Regions from separate parts of the Homo sapiens genome. Here region 2 is linked to region 1. Evidence: read pairs that join two places in POLR2A ChIA-PET (ENCODE). Cell type or tissue: PC-9. All regions are shown on one strand.

Region 1 (5,000 bases):
ATAAAACAACAAAAAAGCAACATTTACTACACGAATAGTAAGCAAGCTAAACCTGAAGAAAAATGGAAACAGTGTACACAGAAGCATGTTTCATAGTTGAAAATATCTAGTCTCAGTTCCTGACTTTTTTTTTTGTAGTCCCTAAATCAGCAAGTAAGGGTCTATTTTTTTTTCCTTAAATACCCAGGTAGTTGTCCCTGACACTGGGGTTCTTCTCCTTCTCTGCTGCCTTGCGGTGTATTTCTGGGCAGAGCAGCTCACCACAGGAACCTCCGCGAAACACCATGATTAGAGTTAACTCCTCACCATCCATATGGCTTGGTCCAGATCCTTTACAAGCTTGATTGCATGCACGATGTACCTAGTATTTATTGACCCCGCTGCTTTCCTTCTGTCCACTGTGTTGCCACTGTATGCTTGTTCTTTTTTGGCCTTCGCAAAGTTAATAATAATCAACCAATTGGGAAGAAGATTGCCCCACAAAAGTCAGCCATCTCTCTTATCTTGATTTCAGTTTTTTGGCTGTCTTAATTCTATAAAATTTAGCTATCGATAACAGCAGATGTACAAAGGAAAAGCTATTGAATTAAAGCTTAGATTTATAAGCGGCAGCAAGTCAGCACAATAGTAAAAGAAAGAAGTGTGGATAGGTTCTCATAAGTATCACAGCTTAGTGCAAGTTATCTCACCTCTTTGGCACCACTTTGCACACTCCTTGTGTGTTTCAGAAGGTAGGTGGGGAGAAATAGGATGGAAATGGCACTTGGGAAAGAGCATAGTATATGGGAAACTTAGTACCTTTTAAATGCAGAGAGACAAAGTTTCAAATGTTGATTATGCCACTTACGACATTGAGGAAATTATTAAAACTTAAGTTTCCTTTTGTCTATTAAATGAGAAAAATATTAGTTGCTTTATTTTGTTTAAAAGATTTTGTGGTTTCATCTAAGGTTCATGACCCATAATAGAATTTCAATAATTGACATGTCATATTTTATTTTCTTTAATTTTTTGGTCCAGATTTCCCTTTCTTGAGGACACATGTCATTTTATTCTTTGTATTTTCAACACCTAGAGGTTGTGAACATAATAAACATGTATTATGTGAATACATGAGTGAATAGCTAACTCACAGTGTACTCTCAGAGAAATACAGACTTTTGTTAATTATCTTAACTCTTATTTTATCTTTTCTAATAAGGATAGTTATCTAGTTTCTCATGATTCAGCAAATATGGAAAAAGTAAGTTTAGAATAGGGCTTGAAGATCTCTGGGTAGGAATACAGACAATTGTAAAAGTTACAACTGACTGGTTGAGAATAAAAAAAAAAAAAAAAAACTGAGAAGTATTTGTGTATAGCCCTTTCTCTAGCTCTCCAGGCCACAGATTCCATCTGATGTCATCATATTACAGAATAGATCAGCATTCATATAGATAGTTACTTTGACTTTTAATGGATAGGAAAAACTACACTAAATTCATTCCACTTTAGAAGCCATAAATGTGTGTAATGTGTTTTAGAAATATTTCTATTAAAATGGTTAGCTTCAGTGCTTGAAAAGTTAAGCTTCACTTATCTGTAAAATTAACATGTGCGTACAGATCATTCCCCATCAATGTCAGGTTAATAGAGTGTTCTGCCTATTGTCATTACCAATCATTCTTCTGCCACCCCTTGGCATTTTTGTCCTACCAAAATATCCTATAGTGATATATAGATCTTTTAATGAAGGTTCCTTTTAGGAAAGTTGATAGTAAGGAGATCTATTTTAAAATTTGCAAAGGCCATCCTTGACGTGTTTCAGTTGATCATTGAAACTTTCGTGTTTCACTCTGATGTCGGTGAAATCCCCAGGCTGAGCCTGGCATCAGTGCCATTGTATATGTTTGTAATCTGAGCCAGACATCTGTGAGTGCATGAAACAAGCCCCAGGGCAGGAAGGCTGGCATCTTTCCACCTGAATGACTGTTTAAGTAAAAGCAGCACACGGGAGAAAGACAGGCTAGTCTGTTTTCCTTGTAATTGGTGTTGGCTTGAATATATGCAATTCATAAACTGGCTCATAGGCTGTTCATTTTCAAGAAGACAATGCTTTCACATAATGCAGCAGTCAACAAAACCTGGAATAAACAGTCGAGTTTTAACTATATGAATAGTCTAAACTTTTCCTTATAGCTTTCCATGCATACCACATCTCCCTCATTCCCAAATAGACCACCATATCACTCACCACACACACACACACACACACACACACACACACACACACACACCCTTAAAGTATGTAGCAATTTCCTTGCTTTCTTGTCTATGTGATAAGTGCTTTAGTGTATTTCCATAAAAGTAAGTCCCAAGTATTTTCATGGCTTACTGAACAGAGAAATTTATGGATGGATGGATAAATATTGCCTATGAAAGAAAAACTACTTATAAAAAGAACATCATAAATATATCTTAACATTTCAAAGTAAATTCGAATTTAGAAATTTGTAAGAAAGTAAACGGTGATTAATATTTCCTGAATGTAGAAAGTAAATGAAATGCTAGCATCAATAATAATTTATGAGAGCAACTTTAACATATTGCTTTAAACATGCGTCCAGGTTATTTGGCATAGGCTAGAACTGCCAGGCAGAAGGGTCAGCTGGTGGCAAATAATGAAGGAGCATTCATTGTCTGATGCAGAAACAGACACAAGATATGGGACTGTCTCTTAGCAATGGGACTCTCTCTCTGTACAAACTGCTCACACTTTGTTATGAGGCAAGAGTGAGAACAGGCTCATCCTCAGAGAATAAATTCTTCGGGTCTCATCTGAATCAAGCTGAGCCTACTTGCCAGTTTTGAAGAGACTGCAAGTAAATGTCATCTGCTTGACACAGCAGACATTAGGGGTTTTCAGCTCCCATGGGCAGGTTGCATTTGGACAGATCCTTTCCCTTGAAGGAAGGGCAAGTTCTGGGTCCCAAGTGAGTCATTGCAGATAATCCTTAATGAATCTCTGAACTTCCCTATCTGATTTCCTTGATTGCTTGTCTCCACAAAGAGTTATACAGTCATTAAATATCAAACTTAAATTTAAGGTTTTATTATTATTTAAGAGAAAACATGAATTTGATAGGATTCATTTAGAAAGCATAGAAGTAATGAGAAGCTGAGTTGGGGCGATCAGCTGAGCCCAGGAGTTCAAGACTGCAGTTGAGCTATGATCATACAACTGCACTGCAGCCTAGGTAACAGAGTGAGAACCTATCTCAAGAAAAAAAAAGAAAAAGAATTAAAAAAAGAAGAAGTAAGAGGTTACTATAATTTTAATGGAACCCTTTTTTTACATGTTAAAAAAAAAAAGTTTAAGGTCTTCAGTGACTTCTTGGGATTTCTGACTTTTCTTGGTTTAAAGCCTTTATCCCTAAAACATCTTCTAATATTCAACCTGCATTTCAAAGATAAGTAAATCTCACATGTCCCAGCATTTAGCAGATATTGGTTACCTTCTACTTCTAATTTTTACAGTTTATTTTTATACTGATTCTGTGGTCAACCAAGCTCATGCTAACTTCACTGGCACAAATTAGTCATTGTTAACAGGTCCTCAGTTACTGGGAGTTTCAAGAATGATCCCTAAAATGCCCACAAATCAGTCTGTCAGCTGAAGTCACCATGGGGCTTGTGCTCCCTTTTTCTGTACCACTTTGACACTCTCTTGTTAATGTCTCATCTTGTGAATCCTCACCCCGGCTTTGCACAGGATTGGATCTACAAAACTCCAGATTAGCAGTTTCCAGTTAATCAAAATATGTCAATTATTAGAGTACAAAATATTTCTTATGTTTTATAAAAAGACAAAGAGAATGACCTCAAACAGGTCCCAAGAGCCGTATGCAATAATGTTTATTTCAGCTCTAAAACAAACAAATAAAAATCAAACTAACAGAAAAAATCATAAAGGAGATAACTAAATAAACCATAGTAATATATATCTAAATTAAGCCTAAACTACTTAAATAAGGAAGTAGATATATGGGAAACTCTCTAAGATATTATAATAAATATATAGATGATTCCACAATGTTACTTTTACATTAAAAATAATAGCAACTTCCCACCCTCATACAATATTTATATTAAATTAATATATTAATATTAAAATACAATATTTATGGTTTGAGTACTTTGATAGGTTTTCATGTACAACAAAAAAAGCAAGAAAAAATTCAAACCAAGTTCAGAAAAGTAGTTTCTTCTTAGGAATAAGAGCAGCATTAGGACTGGGGATGTTGATCAAGAGGACTTTCATCAATTTTTTTTTCACTGCAGAAATTTATTTACACAATTCTTATATGAATCAATTAACTTAGCTACTCATCTAACTTACTGAGTCATAAGACTATAAGAAGAAATTTAGGGAAGAGGTCAGCAGTGTTCAGGAGATTAAATACCAATTTCTATTGGATAAAAATAATAGTTTGCATTTACTTGGTTATTTGTTTGGCTCTTTTAGTGACCCGGAATGAGTATTTCACACTATGATGAAAGCATCTGAAGTCACAGAGATGAATTAGTCTTCAGACTTGAGCAAATATTTCAAATAAATATTCTCAATTCTTATTAGAAAATATCAAACCCGGTTAAAGAGCACTTTCAGTTCATGGTTGTAATTTCTCCTACCTTCTCTGAGACCTTTATTCATTAGCCATTTTATATTTCTCTGTACTCCCATCCCACCTCTCTACAGCAAGTCCTGACTTTCCATTTATTTTTTGTTTGTTAGAATATTTTTTGTCTTACTTTTAATTGACAAATAAAAATTGTGATGTTTCTATACATGTGTACATTGTGGAATGAACAAACCAGGCTAGTTAGTATCTTTATCACCTCAAATAAGTATGATTTTTTGTGGTGAGAACATTTAAAATCTACTCTTTTAGCTATTTTGAAAGATATAACATATTATTATTAACCATCATCAAATTTAAACCACAATCAGTTATCACCTC
Region 2 (5,000 bases), 700 kb after region 1:
TGTAATTGGAGGAAGGGATGTTTTATAATAGTGATAGTGGCAGGAGGCAGACAAATTCCTAGGCAGATCAGGGTGGGTCCCTGGTGAAATCCAACTTTCAAGCCAAAGCCTGAAAAGCCTGAAAACCGGGCTGCCAGTTCCAGGTAGAATCCACAACCGGAAGTGAGAACTTCCTGATGCCTTTCAGCCAATCAAATGGTTCTTCTTTCAGAGCCCACCCATGGACCAATCAGCATGCACGTCCTTCATTCTGAGCATATAAAAACCCCTGGACTCGGCCACAGCTGTCGACTACCAGGCTGCGTTAGGAGCTACCGTCTTCAGCTTTTTCTCGCTGCTGAGAGCTGTTTTGTTACTCAGTAAAACTCTTCTCCACCGTGCTCACCCTTCAGTTGACCGTGCAACTTCATTCTTCCTGGACATAAACCCGGGACCCACAGAACAGCGGGTGCAAAAAGGGCTGTAACGCTTTCCTGGCCGGATCGCCAAGCTGCAGGTAGGAGCTAAAGGAGCTATAACATGTTCCTGACGAGCGCGCTGAGCTGTAGGTAGTGACCTGCTCGCATTTGCCAAACTGGAGGAGTAAAGAGCAGCAATCCTTCTAGGGGCCCAGACCTCGGGAATCCCCGAGCCAGAATTGTAATACTATATATAGCCCTCCTACCCTCCGCCAATGTCAGGTAGCTGCTCCACACGACAGGAAGTACTGGCGGGACCAGGCCAGCCTGGGAGCCCTCGGCTGGAGCGAGGCTGCAGGGCTCAACAAGCTGAAAATACATCTCCCCTACCCCCACCATTCGGTGATATATGGGCGGCAGGAATGAGAGCTGTAGTATGCCCTCTCCAGCCCTGGGGGCTTCACGGTTGCTGGTGTCACTGAGTTTTTAAACACCACCGCATTCCCTCTGTCTAGATGCTGGCACCCGCAGCAGAATCTACTTGGGGTATGCCTAGTCCAGCCACAGTCTCGCACAGGGCCGGCACCTGTGCTGGCACCTGGAGGTGTCTGGCCCTCCACAGCTGCCAACATGCCTGGCTGTGAGCTCTGGCCAAACAGCGCACTCACTCGCTCATACACCGCTTTGTTCGCTCATACACCCCTTGCTGCTCCATGCCTGGTACGCCTTTGAAGGGCAAGGGATCCGGGCCAGTAGTACAAACTGAGGCAACCTGGTGGGCCAAGTGGGCGGAACGAGCCCAGCGGGTGCAAGTAAACTTAAGCAGAGGCACTGCCAGCCACAGAGGTTTCCAGCTGGTGAAGTGACATGTGAAAGATCCTGTGACAATAAGAAGTAGGAAGCTTTTGGTGTTGACAGGTTAATTCTGATTATGGTGTTGGATTCACGGGTGTATATACATCAAATGCATGTAATCACAATCAAAATATTATATAAAATTGACATATTACACCTATTGATTTTTCCAATCAAAGAACATGGTATATCTCTGCATTGATTTTTGTCTTTAAATTCTCTTAGAAATGTTCTGTAGATTTCAGGGGATAGGTCATTCATAGTGTCACTCAAATTTACTTTTAAATTCCTAATGTCTACTGATGGTATTTAAAATTCTATAATTTTTAAAATTTTCAATTTCTGCATATTTAAAATAGAACTAATTTTTCTCTATTGACTTTATCCTCTAACATTGCTAAACTCAATTGTTGGTTTTAATAGTTTTTGTTTTGTTTTGTTCGCTTTTAGAGTTGCATTAGAATTATCTACATGGACAATTATGTGTTTTCTGAAAATAAAGAGTATCAGTTTGTACTTATTTTTCTCATCTTACTGCACTAACTAAGGCTTTTGGTTAAATGTTGAGAAGACAGTATAAGAGTCAACAGCTTTGCCTTCTTATTGATTTTAGGATGAGAATAATCACAGTTTTACCATTGTTTTGACATCAGCTGTAGAATTTTCATCAATGTCTTTTGTTAGGTTGAAGAAATTATCTTTATTCCTGTTTTACGCAACTCTTTTTATTATTATTAGAGTTGAATTGTGCCAAAAAAATGTCTACATCTATAGAGGCGATCAAATGCTTCTTTCCTTTATTTTTAATTTGTTAATATGGTGAATTAAATTAATTGATATCAAAATGTTGTATCAAATTCGTATTTCCAGGATAAAATCCATTGCGTGACAATATAGTATATATTTATGTATTTTCAGATTTGACTTACAAACATTTTGCTTGAAATTTTTGCATATATTCATGAAAGATGTTGGTCTGCAGTTTTTTCGTTTGTTCTGTTTTGTTTTACTTGTAATAACTTTGTCTAGTTTTGGTATCACAGTAATTCTAGCCTCACCCATTGTGTTTGCTTCTTCTCTATTTTCTAAAAGAGCTTGTTTTGAATTGGTATCATTTCTCATTAAATGTTTCAGAAAATTTCCCCGTTAAACCATCTGGGCCTTGGGTATCTTTTATGGAAATTTTTTCACTATGAATTCAACTTGTTATAGATTTATGACTGTTCAAGTTATCTCTTGTTCAGCAAACTTCAGTAGTCTGTGCTTTCAAAAAATGTGTTCATTTCGTTAAATTGTGATATATATTACCAAAGAATTCTTTATAATATTTCCTTATTATACTTTAAATGCTCTTAGGATCTCTAGTAATATCTTCCTTTATCATTCTTGATAATATTACCTTGTTATTTCTCTGTTTTTCTTTTCCTGATAATTCAGGTAGGAAATTTATCAAATATATTGATCTTTTCAAACAATGACCTTTTGGTTTTATTAATCCTATTGTGATTCTTTTTCTATTTTATTAATTTTTGCATTTTAAAAATTATTTTCTTTCTTCTGCTAGTGTAAAATTTCTTTATTTTTTTAGCTTATTACTGTGGGAAACTTAGTTCATAAATTGGGAAATGCTCTTTTTTTCCTAGCTGCAACCCACAATTTTGAACACATCGTAATTGCAGTTTTTTTCAAAATATTTTAAAATGTTTCTTGTGATTTCTTCTTTGGTCCATAGTTGATTCAGAAAAGTGTTTTTTAATTTTAAAATATTTTGGTACTTTTGATATATTTCTTTTACTAATTATTAATTTATTTTTGTTATCAGTGGACAAGCTCTGTGTTATTTTACTAATTGCAAATTCACTATGACTTATTTTTTGGGACTAGATGTGGTCTACCTTGGAAAATGTTCCAGGTGCACTTGGAACATTAGTACCCTTTGTTTTGGTGTAGGATAGAGTGTTCCATAATTACCATTAGGTCAGTGGTTGATGATGTTACTCATCTTCCAGATTTTTACGGGTTTTCTGCCTTATTCTATCAGTTATCAAAAAGTGGTATTGGAATCTTCAACTGTCATTGTAAATGTGTCTATTTCTACTTTATTTGTATCATTTTTGTTTTATAATGCTTCATGATAGGTTCATTTGCATTTACATATTTAGTTTTATGATAGGTTCATTTGCATTTACATATTTAGTTTTAGTGGACTCCTGTATTATTTGAAATGACCTGCTTTATCTCTGGTAACATTTATTCTCTCAAATTTATTTTGTTTTGTTTTATTATATGATTTCAGATTTTTCTTGAGTAGTGTTAACATGGCATAGTTTTTGTATTCTCTTATATTTATCTTGAGTTCATGTATTTAAGGTGTCTTTCTTGTAGACTTAACTTTTTCAGGAATTCTAGACACCCTGGGCTCCCTAACTTCATCTCCTGGAATCAGGGAGACAACCAGGCTCTATTGAGTTCTCATGCACTCTACTCTAGCCTGAAACACTCTCCAGGCAAGGTGCTGACCTAATCATTGGGCTCTACTCATTGTTCCCTTTTGCTGATGGAGTCCTCCCTCATGCTTCCTGCCAACCAACGTCTGAGAGCCATTTTTTAAAAATATAATTTGTCTGAGTTTTTGTTTGTTTAAGGTGTGAAACTAATTCTGTTTTCTGCTATTTTACTCCTCATGAGAAGAATATAATTATTTATTATATTTTGCCTATATGATATTCCAAACATTCAAATTGTCAATCAGATGCACACAAACCAGAGAGCTTCCCCTGTATCAAGCCTTCCTAATTGTTGCCAGGATTTAATTGATTACAATGCACAGTAGAGGAGGTCTGGGTTCACCAACACAGCTTAAAGTTTCATTTTGGGCTGCAGTAACAGGTATTCTTGCCCAGGTTAACATGGAGTTTCTATGTAATATATACAGATGCATAATTTTCATAGAAGAGTCATTTTGGACATGACACATCTTCAATTTTTTTTCTAATAATCTGTATAAGGATTGACAGGTTATGACCAATGGTCAAATTCAGCTTACCATGATTTTGTATAGCTGGTAAGCTAAGAATGGCTTTTAAAATTATTGTCAAAAAGAAGAGAGAAAAAAAAATATGTAAAAGAGATTTCATGTGACCTGCAAGCCTGAGCTGTTTACTATGTAGCTACCTTACAGAAAAAAGCTCGCTGAGTCCTGATTTATGTGACTGTCTATAAAATCTATGTCACCTATAGATTTTATAAGTATCTGTGGACAGGCTAGGTTTATACTGCCACAGTCGTTCTGCTCTAAGAAAACACTATTTGTTTGATTGCCAGGAGGTCTGTCAATATTTTTACAAGGATATTTGACTGGGTTATCTTCCTTATTTACTGGAAGCATAGTCTCTGCACCATGAGCACAGGCAATAGGTTGCAAACTTTTGGGGTTACTATACCTTTCTTGTAAACATGACTATACTCTTACTAATTTGAATGCATGATCTGTGAGTTATTTTATATTGTTTTACATATAACATCACATCAGTCATGAATATTTATTTATTTCTCATCATTATATTTTGTTTTTATTTCTCACCTTACTGTACTGGTTAGGACCTCCAGAAGAGTATTAAATAGAAGGAATAGAAAATTTTTTTAAAACTTTTTTTCTGATTACATTGATTTAACAAATTTTTCAGAAGTTATTCAAAGAAACAAAATTTGTTTCGCTTGTCTCCATAAGAAAAATGTAGAGAAGGA

Evidence for each region. Peaks named below come from ENCODE experiments on the same cell type or tissue, not always from the same donor. Only the 100,000 strongest peaks of a DNase experiment are listed, where the experiment ranks them.
Region 2: POLR2A ChIA-PET joins it to region 1 with 6 read pairs; 1 of 35 experiments calls an interaction of 5 or more read pairs at or near these places.

The regions. Positions count from the first base shown.
Region 1 is chr5:106,091,264-106,096,263 of GRCh38, reverse strand. No RefSeq gene overlaps it. Among named protein-coding and RNA genes, the nearest start is that of LINC01950, 920 kb to the left of the region's middle. In PC-9, no CTCF peak of the experiment used is centred here; a DNase peak (open chromatin) is centred at 1,943.
Region 2 is chr5:105,388,257-105,393,256 of GRCh38, reverse strand. It overlaps LOC105379110 (a long non-coding RNA gene), which reads left to right and starts at 287. Exons shown (of 3, transcript XR_948650.3): 1 at 287-496. RefSeq lists an enhancer at 730-1,559. In PC-9, no CTCF peak of the experiment used is centred here; a DNase peak (open chromatin) is centred at 226; H3K4me3 peaks cover 1,543 bases.